Regions from separate parts of the Mus musculus genome. Here region 1 is linked to region 2. Evidence: chromatin loops called from intact Hi-C (ENCODE). Cell type or tissue: left cerebral cortex. All regions are shown on one strand.

Region 1 (8,000 bases), 320 kb after region 2:
GGGCAGCCATGACTGCTGGCTACTGATGACAGCTCACACCAGCTCAGCACCTAGTGGACACAGAGGCCCCTCTGGGGGCAGCTGCTGTCACCCATTGTCAGCTGCAGTGACTCAGTCAGAGGAGGTGTGAAGACAGAGCCCTAGTGACTGAATCACCTTGTGTCAGGCCCTGCAGGCCCCCTTACTGGAGCGTCTCTGCTTGACCTGGCTGATGAAAACAGTCGAGAATTCTCCCTGAAAGAAGTAAGTAGCTAGTGCCAGGGCTGGAGCCTTCTCTGTGGTCTTCTAGGAAAGATGGCAACCTAGGTCTGAGCATTGGTCTCTGGAACAAATGGGCTTTCACAGCAACTCAGCAGGACCAGGTGCAACCCCTATAGCAGAAAAGACAGTGACATCAGTGAGGGATAGTACTGGCCCCAGTCACCTCTAGCCCCCAGAGTCCCTCTCTCTGTGACACCCTCACTGGTCCCTAAGAAGATATGCCCTCTGATGGGGTAACCTGGGACTCTCCCAGTTGGTAAAGTATGTAGGAGAAGAGCCTTTCCAGGAGTTGAAGGCTAGGGAGCAGTATGGGGTTTTCAAGTCTCTATCTGCTGGGGCGTGGGGGGCAGGGCTGTCTCTCTGGTCAGGGGACAGACGTATGTGTCTATGGATGCTGAGCAGAGGGGTCAGCATTCAGGGTGACTCAGTGAACAGGACATCGAGTCTCAGGCCAGAAATAGCTCTGGCTGAGAGCAGCCACCAGCATCACCGTGACGACAGGGTGTCATGGCCCCCAGCGGTAGATGTCCTGCTGTGCCAGGGAAAAACTATGCACACGCTTTGCCGTCCCTTGCCCAGAAGCCTGCAAAGGTTTGCTCTCTATGGTACAGCACTGGGAGCCTGGAAGCTTGTGCCAGAGAGGGCAGCTGGGGTGCCCAGGCATCAGAGACTTAGCAACTTAACACTCTATGAATAACACCCTCCCCCTCCCCCCATAGAGGTGATCAGTAGTCCAGGAAGGTGATGGGGTAACTTAGCAGAGATAACTTGGTGAGCATCAGAAGTTTGTCCAGGCCCCCAGTTCAGGGCATGGACTAAGTGACAGGAGGAGGGGCCTGAGGCCACGTGCACAAAGACAGACCCCACAGCAGCCAGTTCAAGGCAGAATGGGTAATAGGTCCATAGTTAGAGCCATAGGATCAATTCTTGGTTTCCAAGAGAGTGACCATGTGGTCCAGACAGGTGGCTCACTAGGCAAGGAGACCTGTGTGGTTGGAGGGAAGCTGAGGGGCAACCCAGGTAAGGCAGGGCAGCCTGTATCCAGGCTCAGCCATTCAGTGTTCTAGATGGAACACAGGGTTGACTCTGAGACACTGGGGTCCCTTGATGGTCACATGGGGCTGGGGAAGCTGGCCATGGCCCTTTCTTTCCACTTCTCCTCCAACAGGTCATGCCCGCCTGCTATGGAATCCTCTCCTTCAGCCATAACAGTTCTTAGCATTGCCAACAGAGAAGCTGTGAACGCTTATGTGTGACCCTCACGATCGGAGCTGCTGACTTTCCTCATCAAAGGAGAGGGTGGGAGGGTTCCACACTCCTCAACAGTGACCTCAGCCCTTCCTTCCTACCCCTTCGTGTCAGCTGTGTGCAGTCTCAGTGGCTCAGGAGATGTTAGAGTATATAGAACATCAGGGTTACCTCGGGGATGGAGTGGTGTGAGGTGGCAGCTGTGCAGGGGTGAGATGGTTCAGTGATGCAGCTGTTGGGGTGAGGGTGTGCCCACGTGGCTGTAAGTAACCCCTCACCCATGTTCTGTAGGTAAAGCCATTTAACATACTCATTGCCTTGACAAGCTAGAACTGGGTGGATCCATACTTTGGTCTGTGGTTAGTGCCCTATACAGGGGTGGGGGGGAAGCAGCAGAGAGAGGGTGGGGTGGGGAGAGGAGAGAAAGTGTCCTCCAAACCCCCAGGAAAAGTTCAAGCAATCCAACACTTGTCCCATAGACATCCCTGGACAGCACAGCCCTTGGGAGAGCACCTGTGTTTCCTCTTTCAACTTTAAACCATGGACCCAGATGGGGCAGATGGCGTTACATGGCAGTCTCCTTAGCTTGGACATGACCACTGCTATCTTGAATCACTCAGCCTGAGACTCTTGAGATCCAGCCTATGGGCTGACTCTCGGAGGGGGAAGTCTCAGAGGTCCTCATGGCAAACTGCCGTCCTCCAGAGGAGGTAGAGCTTGGCTGGGGTGGTGTTGGAGGAATCTTTGGGTTTTTGAGAGCTATCCATGCTGCTGGTGGGACACTTTAGTGGTGCAGTTGCCCATAAGCTGCCCAAGGAAACTCCAGATGGTATACCTGCCTTAGGGTACCGACAGGTACCCACAAGTAATACGGTAAATTCCCCAGCTCACTAAGCTGGACTTGGCCGGACCCCTTTCTTTGGTCTGTCAGTGCCTGCACCTAGCTGGACTGACTAGAGTCTTCTCATGAAAGGTCATGTGGCAGAAGGACATCCCAAGGCAGACAGACGACCCTCCTGCTTGCTGTGGTAGCTTGGAATCCTTGCTCTGTTATCTCCCTATGCCTGGGACATGGAGTCAGAGGGGTTCTCCTGGAGTAAGCTACAGGGATCTCTAGCAAAGAAATGGCTGCTTGTGTCTGGATGGTCTCACAGTGGCAGCAGCTTCCTCATTACCTTGTGGTCACCAGCTTCACCTGAAGAAATCAGACCCTAGGGGTAAGGCTCACTTGCATGGCCCAGGTGTCTGAGGCCACAGGTGGGGGGTTTAATCTCCTAGCTCTTTGGGGTGTGAGCATGAGGGGCCAGAGGCCCTCCTCACCTTGCTTTCTCCAGTTATAAAATGGCAGGGCCCACCGTGGTGGGGTAACACATGGCATACTTAAAAGAGTGACCAGCTGCCCTGCCTTCAAGTCTGTGCACCATCCCACTGCTAGACCACCATCCTTGGGGAGTCAGAGGCAGCCTGCCTGCTCTGCTGATGGGAGCAAACAGAATGGCCTCGATGGAGACTGAGAGGCCGCCTCACCTCTCAATCATCCAGGAAGCTCAGATTGATCCTCTTCCTGGATGGTTTCTACTTCCCTGGGAGAGGCCAGGGGCAAGTGGGCAGCTCGAGTGCCCTTCAGCCTCTGCTCCTAGCCTCTCACCTATAAGGTATCGGGGTGCAGGCCCACAGGTGTCATGTACCCCTAAACCTATCCTATGGCAGCAGTACCCGGGGCACATTTTTAACGGCACCCCAAAGAGCAGGCACAGCTTTCTGGCTGTCGCTGTGGTGACCAACAACAGTAACAAGTGGCATGGTTTCCGTGGTGACATGTCCTCTGAATAGTGTAATGAAGGGAGGACCCGATGTCTCACCCACCCCTGACTGCAGGGGCTGAAGAGAAAGGATAAAGGCTACGGCAACGAAGGCCCGGGACTGGGGTTGTCTGGCAGGTAGGTGCTGGTGGCAGGGTCCTAGGCTGACCTTTCTGTCTGAACTGGGCCACTCTTTCAGGGACCACACATCTTCTCAGGAAGCTGATAAGAGCCCACTGCATACACATCCTCCCAAGGGAACCAAGGACAATGTGTCCAGGGAATTGAAGAGCCTGATCCAGGTAAACTCCAGAGTAGATGAGAAACCACCCCATCAGCCCAATATGGTTACATTCTCCCCTGGTCCAGAACTAGCACCGTGGTGTCTGCTGTGAAATCCAGGCTGCCACCTCCAGGAAGCCCTGTCTGTCCTCAATTGTCCCCACACAGCTGTCCCACATCCCTCTCCAGGCTTTGATTTCCAGGAACACTCTGATGTCTGTAAAACCCACCTCTCCAGATGTTGACCTGCAAGGAGCATGGGGACACGTGGCAATTTCCCCTGGAGCAGATATCACCAGACAGGGGAGCAGGGGCCAGAATGGGGTCTGGTGTCTATCTATGTGTGGGTAGCTTGTGGTGGTGGCGGCATATAACTCCCCTCCCTTCCCCCAACAGTCCAGGACAAGAAACAAGTCCCCCTACCCCTGAGTCACAGTCACAGGGTTTAACGCCCCTCCTGGCTCCATCCTGGGAGCCCTGGACAGTGAGCAGTGCTGAGTTTGGGGGGGGGGAGTAGTTGGGTGTGATTGGGGTGGGGTTCTGCCTGGATAATTTCTCTGAGTGGGGCTGACTGCAGGAGAGCCATTGTCATCAAAGGGAGGTGAGCCAAGCCTCAGGCCTGGGAGATAAAAGGGAGAGAGAACAATGCACTATGCCCAACAGACACACAAGTCCCTCGAACTGCTGGTGACATAGGAGAAACCAGGCTTGGTGGGGCTCTAAGTGGGGCTGTGGGGGAGTACCTGGCCTCACCTGGACAGACCATTTCCCCTGAAGTGTGGAAGATGATAGGCTCTTGGACAAAGCCTGGCTGTGTCAGTTCTGAAATACCTGTCCAACCGAAAGCCTCTTCACCCTGCCCCACGCCACTCTAGGCGGAAAACTAAAGAGCTCTTTATTTGAATGAAGCAGTGAGGCCAGGTGCCAGCCCCAGTCACTGGTAGCCAGCCAGCTGGAGGACACTGGGGTAGCGGTTGCGGTGGGTCATACACTTCTGGCGGTCGATAAAGAGGCTGTTGGTCTTGACTGCGATGTCCTTCTCCAGACTCATGCGTGAATCCTCCAGGTTCCGCAGTGCCTGCTCCGCATCCTGAAGCTTCTCCTTTAACGCTCTGAGGGACATGTTCAACTCCTCCACCTCGCTCAGCAACCTGCAAGGAAAGGAACAGTAAGCTGGGGGAGAGACAAAGGAAAGGGCAGTGACGCTACAGAGGATCCCAACAGGCTTACACAGACTCCACCAAAGTGGCAAATGTTGCAAAAATTCCTGGGAACTTGCATGGGTTAAAAAGGCCCTCGTTTCTAGTCCAAAGAGGGCCTCCCTCAGCTGCGCTGAAGCAGGGAAAGGGAGTCTTGAAACACTGCCACCTTGTGGCGAAAATAAGCAATGGCATCCTGAAAACTGATTTATAGAACAAAATTACGGTAGAGGAAGAAGGAAGAAGACAGACGCTTATGCTTAGAAGGGCATACTGGAATTGCCCTGCCAGGCTTCCCTGCCCTGTGGCCTCATGAATCTTAGGTTTCCAGACTCTAGGCTTCTTCCAGGAAGGCAAAGCATCCCAGAGTGTTGCACAGGATCCTGTGCTGTTTCTGACACTCAAAACCCCTCCAGAGCCCTCCCCACAAGCACTATGTCTGCTCATATGTAGGACTGATCCTGCAGGAGGGGCTCATGGTAGCCTCAAGTACTGAGTAAGACTAAAGGGCCTCAAGGATGACCCCAGCCTTCCAGGGCTGCTCAAACAGCAAGCAGTACCTGAACTGGGCATTGTCCCGGCACAACTCCACATTGGGCCGGTGTGACCGCTGGTAAAGGCGAGTCTGGGCCACACGCAGAGGGGCCTCCTTGTCCTTGATGGCCTGCTTCAAGGCTGCAATCTGGTGTTCCTGGTCTGTGATCTCCGTCAGGGTCTGTAAGGGCAGTATGTGAACCTGAGGCTGCCTCAAATTCTGGAGCAAACAGGGCACCTGCCTATCCTAACCCAGCATGTGGGATGGGCTAAACCAGTTGCCCTTAGTCTCCCAGCCTTGACAAGACACTCTGAGTCCTCCGCCTGTGTCCAGGGGCAGCCCTGTACAAGGCTCTCAGCGGGTCTCATGAGTCGGGGCAGTCTGTTTGCTCTCTAATGCTGGCTACAAAAGTCAGGTCTTAGAGGCTAGATAGGCCACAACGGGAATTTAGAAGCAGGACCCCAAAACCACTCTCTGCTCCCATACTATCTTCTTCCCAACCCCATAGCACACAGCTCCTGCTGGTCAGCAGTGGAGGTGCCAGAAGATCACTCCCCAAAACTGCTTTTACATCAAATCAGAGAATCTACAGAAGTGTATGGATGTCTGCTTCAGGGTGAGCTGGTCACAGAAGGACTCTTGAAGCCAAGTGGTGACTTAAGCAAAGTGGATAGCAACCCTGGTCCCTGTGGATAAGGGAACCCAAGTCCTAGGCAAGGGATGGGCGTGGCTTGAGTGGGGTCCGAGCACGAGAAGGAGACATGCACAGATGTGAGTAGGTGTATCCTAAGCATGGGATGGGCTCGCTGGTAGGCGTGTCCTGATGTGCTCAAACAAGTGGGCGTGTCCAAAGGCGGGCGAGCCCTGCGCTCCCACCTTTCGAAGGTGGTACTGCAGCTTCTGGAGTGAGTCGTCCAGCTCTTGGCAGCGGCTTGAGAAAGCCGAGTTCACTGCATCGCACTGTAGCCGCAGGTCCTCGGCCGTATCCCGCAAGATGCAGTCAATTAACTTCCGCAGGTTAACCGAGGCTAGCCGCTCGCGCTCGGCTCGAAGCAGGTTGTCGTGATTGAACTTGGCCCACGTCTCGGGCGTGGAAGCACTGAGGGTGGAAGTTGCGGCCTGGTCAGGGTGTAGTCACACAGAGACTCCCGCACTGTCAGCGATCCCCAGTGTACCCCGGATTCCTCCCTCACACCGATATACCGAGGTTCTCCCATGCCTCTAGAGATCCTTTGCTTGCCCTCTACTGGTCACGAGCAGAAACGCTTTCCAGGCCACCCACAGGGCACTAGCCCTGTGTGAATTGTGGGTGCCAGGCACTTGAGTAAGGGGCTTTCCAGTTAGTCCACCCCAACAGCAGACAGAGGTTCCCCAGGAGAGCTGGGCCAGGTTCTCGTGGGGGCAGGAGTCCTTCCTCAGATTTTGGAAGTAGAGCGGAGAGTGGCAGGGACAAACGGGTTACAGAGCCTAGAATCCTACCTCTCCTCGAACTTGCTGGAATGCGGATAGAACTGCACCTGGGTGCTCTCATTGGTGTAGCGGGAGCAGGTATCGTCAATGTTGTAGACTTCCACTTTGTCCGACCAGTTCATCTCACACGACTCCTTATGCTCCCTGTTCAGCCTGGAGGGCATGAGGGGGGGGGGCGGGGTTTAGGGCTCACTGTGTGCCAGGGAGCCCTGGGAAGCAGGCCCCATTTCAGCTCCAGTTTGTGCTCAGACAGCCTTCCATGGCCAGCAGTGCCCAGGTTCCAGAGCAAAAGTGGAGATGGTTGTATTCGCTGAGCAGAGCCTGCATTCCACTAGCTAAGATTTGGAAGCCTTCTGACCTCTCAGCCACAGTGTCAGGTCCCTACCTGTCCTGCCTCCACCTCAGACCAGCCTTGGGGACAGAGTCCAGCCCTCGGGTCCCTCAGGGGCTGCTGTGACCCACCGTATCTGGTCCACGGCTTGTCCTATCGTCCTCTTCAGGAGTTCCTGGATGTTCCTGATCAGCTCGGTTTCCTGGAAATGAGACCGGTCCTCTCTGAGCAACCCTGCTCAGAGACTCGGGGACTCAGCAGGAGCCAAGGTATGGACCTCACCAGCATTGACTTTTTGCCTTAATCTCTGTCCCCCCTCCACCCCCAGAAAAAGGTTCAGCCCTTGTGTGCGACGTTCACTCCGGGTAGTGTTAGCATGTTGCAAGTGAGTGTCTCCTCTAAAGGGTATCTTTTTGCTGTTGGGTCACCTAAGACAGCTGTCCAGACTCTGGGATCATCCCCAAAACTCCCACAGTTTCCTGAGGAGCATACCAGCCTTATATCGAGCTCTATACTGCCTCTGAGGAACTCAAGCCCACGGGACATCAGATGCCCTCTGTCTGCCCACTTCCCACCAAGAATAGGTAGGAAACTCTAAGTTTCCTTTAACCCCAACATTTTCTGGGTGCCAGGATTATCTTGTGCTCAAACCCACCTGGGCCATGATCTCCAGTGTCCAGTGTCCTCGGTCCCTCTCCCATCTCTGCACCCACTGGCCGAAGTGGGCAAGGCCTAGGGGTAGGACAGGAGTTCTCTGGGGCCCCAGCCTGGCGGTTTATTCCCCAGCTCCATCATTCATCCTTGCCCATGGGCCTGAGGCTACCACAGGAGGCGCCAGCTCTGAGGAATTCCCAGTTGTGTGGCACCCAGGC
Region 2 (8,000 bases):
CAGCTAGCTACAGTGTACTCGCATACATTAAATAAATAAATCTTTTTTTAAAGACCCTTGTTCCTTGGGCTCTATGCCAGCTAGGAGGGTACCACATCTCTCACCTGGCACTTCATCTGGTGTGGCCTCTTGTCACCTGCCACTGAATGAACTTATTTGACTCTCAGACTCTATATCCTCCCCAGAAGTTTTCACTTTCATGTCTTCCCCAAACACCAAGAACCCCTCTTCTCAGCCTGGGCCTACTGGCTCTCTGATGGCACAGTTATGATGAGCTGTTGGCTGACACAACACTTAGAGGGCCAGGGTGGGGTTTCCTGGGTACCCAGTGGGGCATAGGGGAGGTTCACACACCCCTGTGGTCATGATGATAGGGAAGCTGGCTTCTGGAACACCTTCCACGGAGGATTCCTGCATCATTCATTCCTGATGACGCTTTTGGAACATCTTACATCCTGAGAGAACTGTGTCAGACAATATCCAAGTGCCTGACCAGGGACTTTCGTCTCCTGCACAGAATATGGGGTAGCATATAGGGCCAGTTCAACCAGGATGCTTTCTTCACGGGTCAGTCTTACTTGTCTTAAGCACCCCTCTCTTAAGACACCCCTCATCTAAGGCTATTATTATGTTCCTCACCCTTGCCTTGATGTCAGAGCAGAGAACACTGTCTTCTATCCAGGCTTCTAAGGTCCAACTCCACAGAATGGGGATGATGAAGACTAGGGCTGCTGGCACATTTGGCTCGGATAGAGAGGGAGGAGGGAGCATCATGGGATCACTCCTAAGCCTAGAGTGATGATGATAGCTCTACACTGTCTCTAAGTCTTACCACAGGAGGTTCCAGGCATGGCCTTTCAGGGTTCTAGTGTGGAGAGTGCTGGGGAGACACACAGCTGGGTCACATCTTCCCCAGGTCGTTCCCCTCACTGAACCCCTTCTGGGAAACGTAGTTGGGCTATAAGGAGGAATACCTTGAGTGCACAGTATTGGTGGGGAGCGACCCCTTCAAGTGAGTCACCCTGAGCTCAGGTAGATACTTTATGCCCCCGATCCTCTCTACCCTCCTTTCTTCTCTCTCCCTCTTTACTTACCCTCTGTCCTTTTCCATTCCTCTTCCTGTCTCCCTATACTCCTCCGCCCTTTCCTTTTCCTCCACCCTGTCCCTGCCAAGAGCCAGAGGCTGAAGTGCACAGGAGAGAAGCAGGTGGAACATCAGTCTGGCTGCCCTGATGACAGGGTGAGAGCGTTGAGGTTCTCTGCTGGCCTCTGCTTTGGCCTGGCCCCACCCCCTGTCAAGACTGAGGATGACTCAGGGCCCAGCTGACACCTCAGCAGCACGAGTCGCCTAGTGATGGCGGTCTCCCGGCAACGGTCGTCTCCTAGCAATGGGATATTTTCCCCTGGCCCTGGCTGGAGCCAGTGGCTATTTATAGCTCAGCTTCAAATCAATCAGCAGCTGCATTTTAGGCTTGTGTTGGGGGGGGGGGCTTCTCAGCAAATGAAAAACTACAGAGATAGAAACCTCAATGCCCAACCCCCTGAAGTGCCAGGCTAATGGGGTGGGGGGGAGATGTATCCAGAAACCATGGGAATGGCTGGAAACCTGAGACTTCTTGGGAGCTGACGGCTATGATTGTATCCTGGATGAGGTCTCTGTGTTCAAGGGGCTGATGGCTGAACCACCCTGAAACTGCCTAGGTCCAGCTGGGTACAGCAAGGGAAGGCAGTGCTCAGGGGGTAGGTACCATTGATGCACTTTCCTGGTCCCCTGGTGCCCCCACCCATCGTTATTTCCACCTTGCAGCTCCATCCAGCAGGACACACATTTAATCCTGGCTGTAAGGGTCCTGGTGCCACAGGCTCACTAAGGGATACAGGAACGCTCTCAGGTTACCTGTATCTAGCCCCTACCTGGCTTCAAATGTTATCTGCTATCTGTGAAGGGGGCAGTCCTAGGCAGGTGGGAAACTTGTCCCCCCTTTCTCACAAGATCAAGGAGAAACCCAAACTCACCCTCTGTCAGTAGGTCAGATTTCAGGTTATATTTGTGGTTGTGTTTGTTCAAATCTCCATGGTCCTGGAGTCATTGGCTTTCTAATCCCTGTCAACTCTCCTCACTTGTAGCTCTTCCCCGAATAGCCCCAATTGGATGGCCTGTTCATTGGGAACCAGCTGCATGTCTCCCATCAGCTCTCCTGCTGAACGTTTGGGCTGCTTACCCTCCACTCTGCTTAGGGACCAGCATACTGCACATACATTATTGATGTCCTCAACCTGCAAAGGCCTGTGTAACAGGGGACAGTATGGCTGGAGATGGGGTGCCTGAGTGGTGACACTCATAACAACCAAGGCCTCTGTTGTCCCCACTGCATCCACAAGTGCAGTACATGGCCCTGGGGAAGACAGTACAGAAAACAGGTCTCAGTGTGATTTCCAGCCCGGACAACCCCTATGATGGGTAATTTTTGTTGTTAGCATAATATATGTGTGAAGGGAGAATTCAACTGAGGAATTCTCTCCATCAGATTGGCCTGTGAGCATGTCTTTGAGGCATTTAGCTGACTCTGACACTTTAATCTATCTCTCATCTTTCCATCCATCCATCCATCTATCATAGTAATGATCAAATAAAAAGAGACATCTTCCTTCCTTCCTTCCTTCCTTCCTTCTTTCCTTCCTTCTTTCCTTCCTTCTTTCCTTCCTTCTTTTCTTTACTTCTTTCTTGTTTTTTTTTTCTTCTTGTTTTTAGATACAGTCTTTCACTGTGTAGTCCTGGCTGTCCTGGAACTCAGTTCTGTAAACCAGGCTGGCTTTGAACTCTCAGAGATCCACCTGCCTCTGCCTCTGCCTCCTGGGTGCTGGAACTAAAGGTGTGCGCTGCTATCACCCGGTTGCAACTCATTTATTAAGGTAAGGGCACAAAGTCTTGAGACATTCAAGGAAGTCCCCAAGCTTGAGCATAAACAGCTAAAGGTTCTCTGAGATGTGGGGTGCTCTCTCATTCATCCTTCATTTTCCTTCTGGGTATCTAAAAGCACCAGGAGCAGCTCTGTTGGACCCTGAGGCTACTCATGGCTTTCTGGGATCTATACCCATGGGCATCAGACTTCTGCTAGCTAATGATGGTCAAGGGTCCCTTTCCCTGACCAGTGTGAGAAGTGGCACCTGTCTAGAATCTACCATCGTGACAGAATCATTGTTATGGTGCTAGAAGATGAAGATGGGAAGAGTAAGTTTAATAGAGAGACTCCGGTCAGGTGAGTGTTTCTTTCAGACCAAGTTACCCCTTAGTAACCTCTAGCAGTTACCTCTTACTGCTAGGTCTCCTGCCATTGCCCTTGGAGGTTAGGGTCGGACGACTTCAACTCTGAGACTGGCCAGCTCATCCCCATATTACCATTAGAGGGCGCCTGGAGACTACTTTTCTGCCTCAGTGGCTTGCAATGGGAAGTACCAAAGAATTACCAAAGTAGCTGCAATTTCTCAGGCTGGATAGTTGTACTGTGGTTGCCCGAGGTGTCTTGTATCCTCGGTACAGGCCTTGGTGTCTGCTATAATTTCATCAGGCATGTCATATTTTTCTTTTTTTTTTCTTTCTGTTTCCAGATTGATTTTAAAGTTTTAAAATTATAACCACAGAAATCCCCCTGCCCCCGGGACTCCACACTTGAAAACACTTATTTAAAAGGGGTTGGGTAGAGAACTACTTGAATTTACCTGCCTCTGCCTCCTGAGTGCTGGGATTAAAGGCGTGCGCCACCATGCCCGGCTGAATTTACCATTTTTATTTTTGCCATGCCTTTCCATTGAATTTTATTTTATTTTATTTTATTTATTTATTTATTTATTTGTCTTTCAAGATGGAGTTTCTCTGTGTAGCCCTGGCTGTCCTGGAACTCACTCTGTAGACCAGGCTGGCCTGAAATTCACAGAGATCTGCCTGCCTCTGCTTCCTGAGTGCTGGGATTAAAGGAGTGTGTCACCACTGTTTGGCTGAAAATATTGTATTTATGATTTAATTTTTACATTTTTTTTTTACCTTTAGGTGTGTGTGTGTGTGTGTGTGTGTGTGCCCGTGCATGCATGCATGAGAGTGGATTTGCCTGTGGCGACAAGAGGCATCAAATTCCCTGAAGATGGAGTTTCATGCTGTTGTGATCCTCTTGATGTGGGATCTGGGAGCACAGCTTAGGTCCTCTGCAAATGCAGTAACGTGTTCTCAACTGATAAGCCATCTTTCCAGCCCATCTGACTTTGTTATTTATTTTTTTTTTTTTTTATTTTTGTTTTGTTTTCTTAGACAAGGTCTCTATGTCATCCCTGCTGTCTTGAACTTCTCTAAGTAGACCAGGCTGGCTCCAGACTCAGAGATCCTCCTGTTTATGCCTCCTGAGTGCTGGGATTAAAGGTGTGCGCCACTATTTATTACATATTCTATTTGTTTGAAACAGGGTTTCTGAATAGCCCTGGCTGTCCTGGAACTCACTATGTAGCCCAGACTAGCTTTGAACTCACAGAGATCTACTTTTCTCTGCCTCCAAGTGCTGGGATTAAAGGTATGTGTCATTATGCCCCAAATATTACTTATTCTGATAGATTACAAGATCTCATCATATAACCAGAAGGTCTGGAACTCTCTGCAAAGACACCAATCTGACCTAGACTCACAGAAATCCACCTGCCTTTGCCTCTCAATAGCTGCAGCGTCTCAGGTGGCCTCTTATTTATTTATTTATTTATTTATTTATTAGAAATTTTTATTTTATTTTATTATTTATTTATTTAGGTTTTTTTTCAAGGCAGGGTTTCTCTGTATAGCCCTGGCTGTCCTGGAACTCACTTTGTAGACCAGGCTGACCTCAAACTCAGAAATCTGCCTGCCTCTGCCTCCCAAGTGCTGGGATCAAAGGCATGTGCCACCACGCCAGGCACTTTCTACTTTTAAAGGATGTTATTATTGTTGTTGGGTGCTGAGAATGGAATTCAGGGCCTTGCACACCATGGCAACACCTCCTCCCTACCATCCTGACAAATTCTTAACTGTGAACTCCTATAAAGTAAAAAATAAGTTACATACTTCCACTATACAACAGCACAGAATTCATTCTCCTATTCCAAAAGAGAGAGAGATAGGACATGGAAAGAAGATATGATATGAGACCAAAGCAACATCCAAACCCGGACGTCAAGGGTTTACGATAGAATCATCCGGGCTTCATTCTGTTAGAAATAAATTTGAGGTTGCAAAGAAAGAGACCTCCACTCTAACTGAAGTGTCTCAAGAAGGCAAACCTTTACTGCTGACCAAGGAGTGAGCTGCTCACAGCATGGAAGAGGCAACTCAGACAGGGATTGGTTTTTATTCTAACTCAGGTGATGACTGTGTCTTTTCCCCATTGGCTGGGCTCAACCTCACGGTCTTTAGTGATTGGCTAGGTTTGTTTGTTTGTTTGTTTGTCTGTTTGTATTGAGACAGAATTTCTCTGTGTAAAGATCCCTGGCTGTCCTGGAACTCACCATGTAGAGCTAGTTTGCCTCGAACTCACAGCGATCTGCCTTGCCTGTGCCTCAGGAGTGCTGGGATTAAAGTTGTGTGCCACCTTGCTCAGCCCAAGCTTGGTTAGTTTTAAGAGAATCTGTGCAAAGAAAACGAAGGGGTAAAAGATAAACCATTTTAATTCAAGAATATAGTAGGGCCTTTGTGTTTGGTATGGGGGTGGATTAAAACATTTGCATAAAAGTCTACCAAGCTGAGAAAATAAAAAAAATTTGAATTCCTTGCTTTTATAGCATCCCACATTTCTATACTATTTGAGAGAAAAAAGTCATATTTAATGTTATTTATTTATTTACTATTTTACTTATTTATTTATTTCATATATATGAGTATACTGTCACTGTCTTCAGACACACCAGAAGAGGGCATCAGATCCTATTACAGATGGTTGTGAGCCACCATGTGGTTGCTGGGAATTAAACTCAGGACCTCTGGAAGAGCAATCAGTGCTCTTAATCGCTGAGCCATCTCTCCAGCCCATATGTAATGTTTCTTCCAAGAACAGTCACACCACACTGTGTTTACTGATTCATCAGGAAAGTTCTGGTCACTCTCACCTTGTGTCATTTTGACTCTCTGGACTGGGGCAAGGAGCCATCTGAGCCTTCTTATTGGTCAAAGAGGGCCTGGGAGGCAAGGAGAAAGTAGTCAGTGTTTGAAGCTCCTCCCCAGATTGCCAGTGGGATCACTGGATCTCATCTGTCTCTGAGCGCAGGTCCAGGCCAACCGGAAGGGTTTCACTCGGAACCTGGAGGATCCAGAAACAGAGCCCTGGGGGTGGGAGAGAGAGAGAGAGAGAGAGAGAGAGAGAGAGAGAGAGATCCTTGGGGACCTGCCAAGGTTCTTCTTCTATTTTCCATCTCCTCCACCCTCCCTTCGGTCAGATCCAAAGGACAAGCTGCTCCAAGGAAGCTCTTCCCCATTGGGGGGTTTCACAGTGGCTCTATTTTATTTTAAGAGGTTCTCGGGGGGGGGGGGATAGGGGATTTTCAGAGGGGAAACCAGGAAAGGGGATAACATTTGAAATGTAAATAAAGAAAATATCTAATAAAAATATTTTTTTAAAAATGAACAACAAACAAAACAAAACAAAAAAAAGAGGTTCTCATGTAGCCCACACTGTCCTTGAATTCACTATGGAGCCAAGGATGCCCTTGAACATCTGAGCTGCTTCCTTTACTTCCTGCCCGCTGGGATTACAGGCAAGACCCACTACACTCTCAGTTTAACATTATTTTAAAGATCAAAGCCAGGGGTGTATGCCTGTGTGGTAGGTGCTCTATAACCTAGCTACATCCTCAGGCTGCCTGGGATATCTTTCTGATTCCCTTTCGGTTGATCTTGACTGTAGGAATGGCCTGTACTTTGGCACCGGCAGACTACCAGGCTTTGTCAGTCAGGTGGGTCCCTAGGCAGGTCCTCTAGAACGCCTCATTTTTTTCTTAGTATCCATTTAACATTGGAGGAGTGTGTAGTTAGGTCTGAGAATGTATGGTGGCAGAAGGAGATCCACACTACCCACGCTACTCCTTCCAGACCTAGCCAGTATTCTTTCTTTTCCCCAAACCGAAGGTTTGGCCTAGCTCCATGCTCCAGGCCCTCTGTACCCTCCCTTATGAGATGCAGTAACACAGGGGTTTTAATCTCTTTTCCTTAAGTACCAGCAGCAGGATACCAGTGTTCAGATTTTGGCTGCAGACTCTACTACTTCTCTTACAAAGTCCCACTGCCCCGAGGTCCACTGAAGGTAAGGGGTGGACAGCCTTCCAGATTCCAGTCGACAGCGAACCCCACCAACCCACCAAACGTTCCTATTGGGGATCTCCAAATGGGGAAACAGGAGCGCTTTCTACATCAACCCTGCCTTGGACCGAGCTCCCGCCTTGAGCCCGCCCCACCCCCTCGAGGGTGCTGCAATTGGAGGAAAGTTCTGCGGCTTGTGGCGATTGGTCCGAGAGCAAAGGCCCCGCCCCCTAGCCCCGGAGCTCAGAGGGGGCAGCGGCGAGGGGTCGCCGGTTGTGGGGACGCGCCGGGCCGGGCAGCCGCGCCGCGGGCTGCTCGCGCTGCGGCCCCGACCCTCCCGGGGCAGCAGTCCGAGGCCCCGGCGCGTCCCCTAACCATGCTGGTAGCCACGCTTCTTTGCGCGCTCTGTTGCGGCCTCCTGGCCGCGTCCGCTCACGCTGGCTACTCGGAAGACCGCTGCAGCTGGAGGGGCAGGTACCAGGAGGGACTGCGGGGAGGGTTGTGGGTTTATTTATTTATTTATTTTATTTTATTTACTTCTTGGGTTGGAGGGTTCCCTCCCACTTGGAACTGAGGAAACGCAGACTTCAATGTCCTGTTACACAGAGTAGAAGCAGATGTTGGTAGCCGCGGGAAAAGGGATGAGCGGGCTAGGGAACGAGGGTCACCCACCTGAGAACCACCGTCCTGTCCCCAG

The links. A loop is a pair of places that touch in the nucleus more often than their neighbours do. Peaks named below come from ENCODE experiments on the same cell type or tissue, not always from the same donor. Only the 100,000 strongest peaks of a DNase experiment are listed, where the experiment ranks them.
Region 1: a loop joins it to region 2, with 11 times the contacts of the local background. A loop is called at or near these places in 12 of 42 quality-filtered maps.

The regions. Positions count from the first base shown.
Region 1 is chr17:25,473,066-25,481,065 of GRCm38, reverse strand. Tekt4 (tektin 4) reads right to left here. Exons shown (of 6, transcript NM_027951.1): 2 at 7,260-7,330; 3 at 6,807-6,950; 4 at 6,204-6,426; 5 at 5,353-5,507; 6 at 4,472-4,744. The coding sequence ends at 4,528. Among named protein-coding and RNA genes, the nearest start is that of Tekt4, 5.5 kb to the right of the region's middle. In left cerebral cortex, CTCF peaks have their summits at 4,970 (motif pointing left), 6,348 and 6,562 (motif pointing left); DNase peaks (open chromatin) are centred at 4,551, 4,956, 6,188 and 6,566; H3K4me3 peaks cover 510 bases.
Region 2 is chr17:25,796,642-25,804,641 of GRCm38, reverse strand. It overlaps Metrn (meteorin, glial cell differentiation regulator), which reads left to right and starts at 7,597. Exons shown (of 4, transcript NM_133719.2): 1 at 7,597-7,777. The coding sequence starts at 7,680. In left cerebral cortex, a CTCF peak has its summit at 3,394 (motif pointing right); DNase peaks (open chromatin) are centred at 1,354, 3,417, 7,087 and 7,472; H3K4me3 peaks cover 1,154 bases; H3K27ac peaks cover 2,962 bases.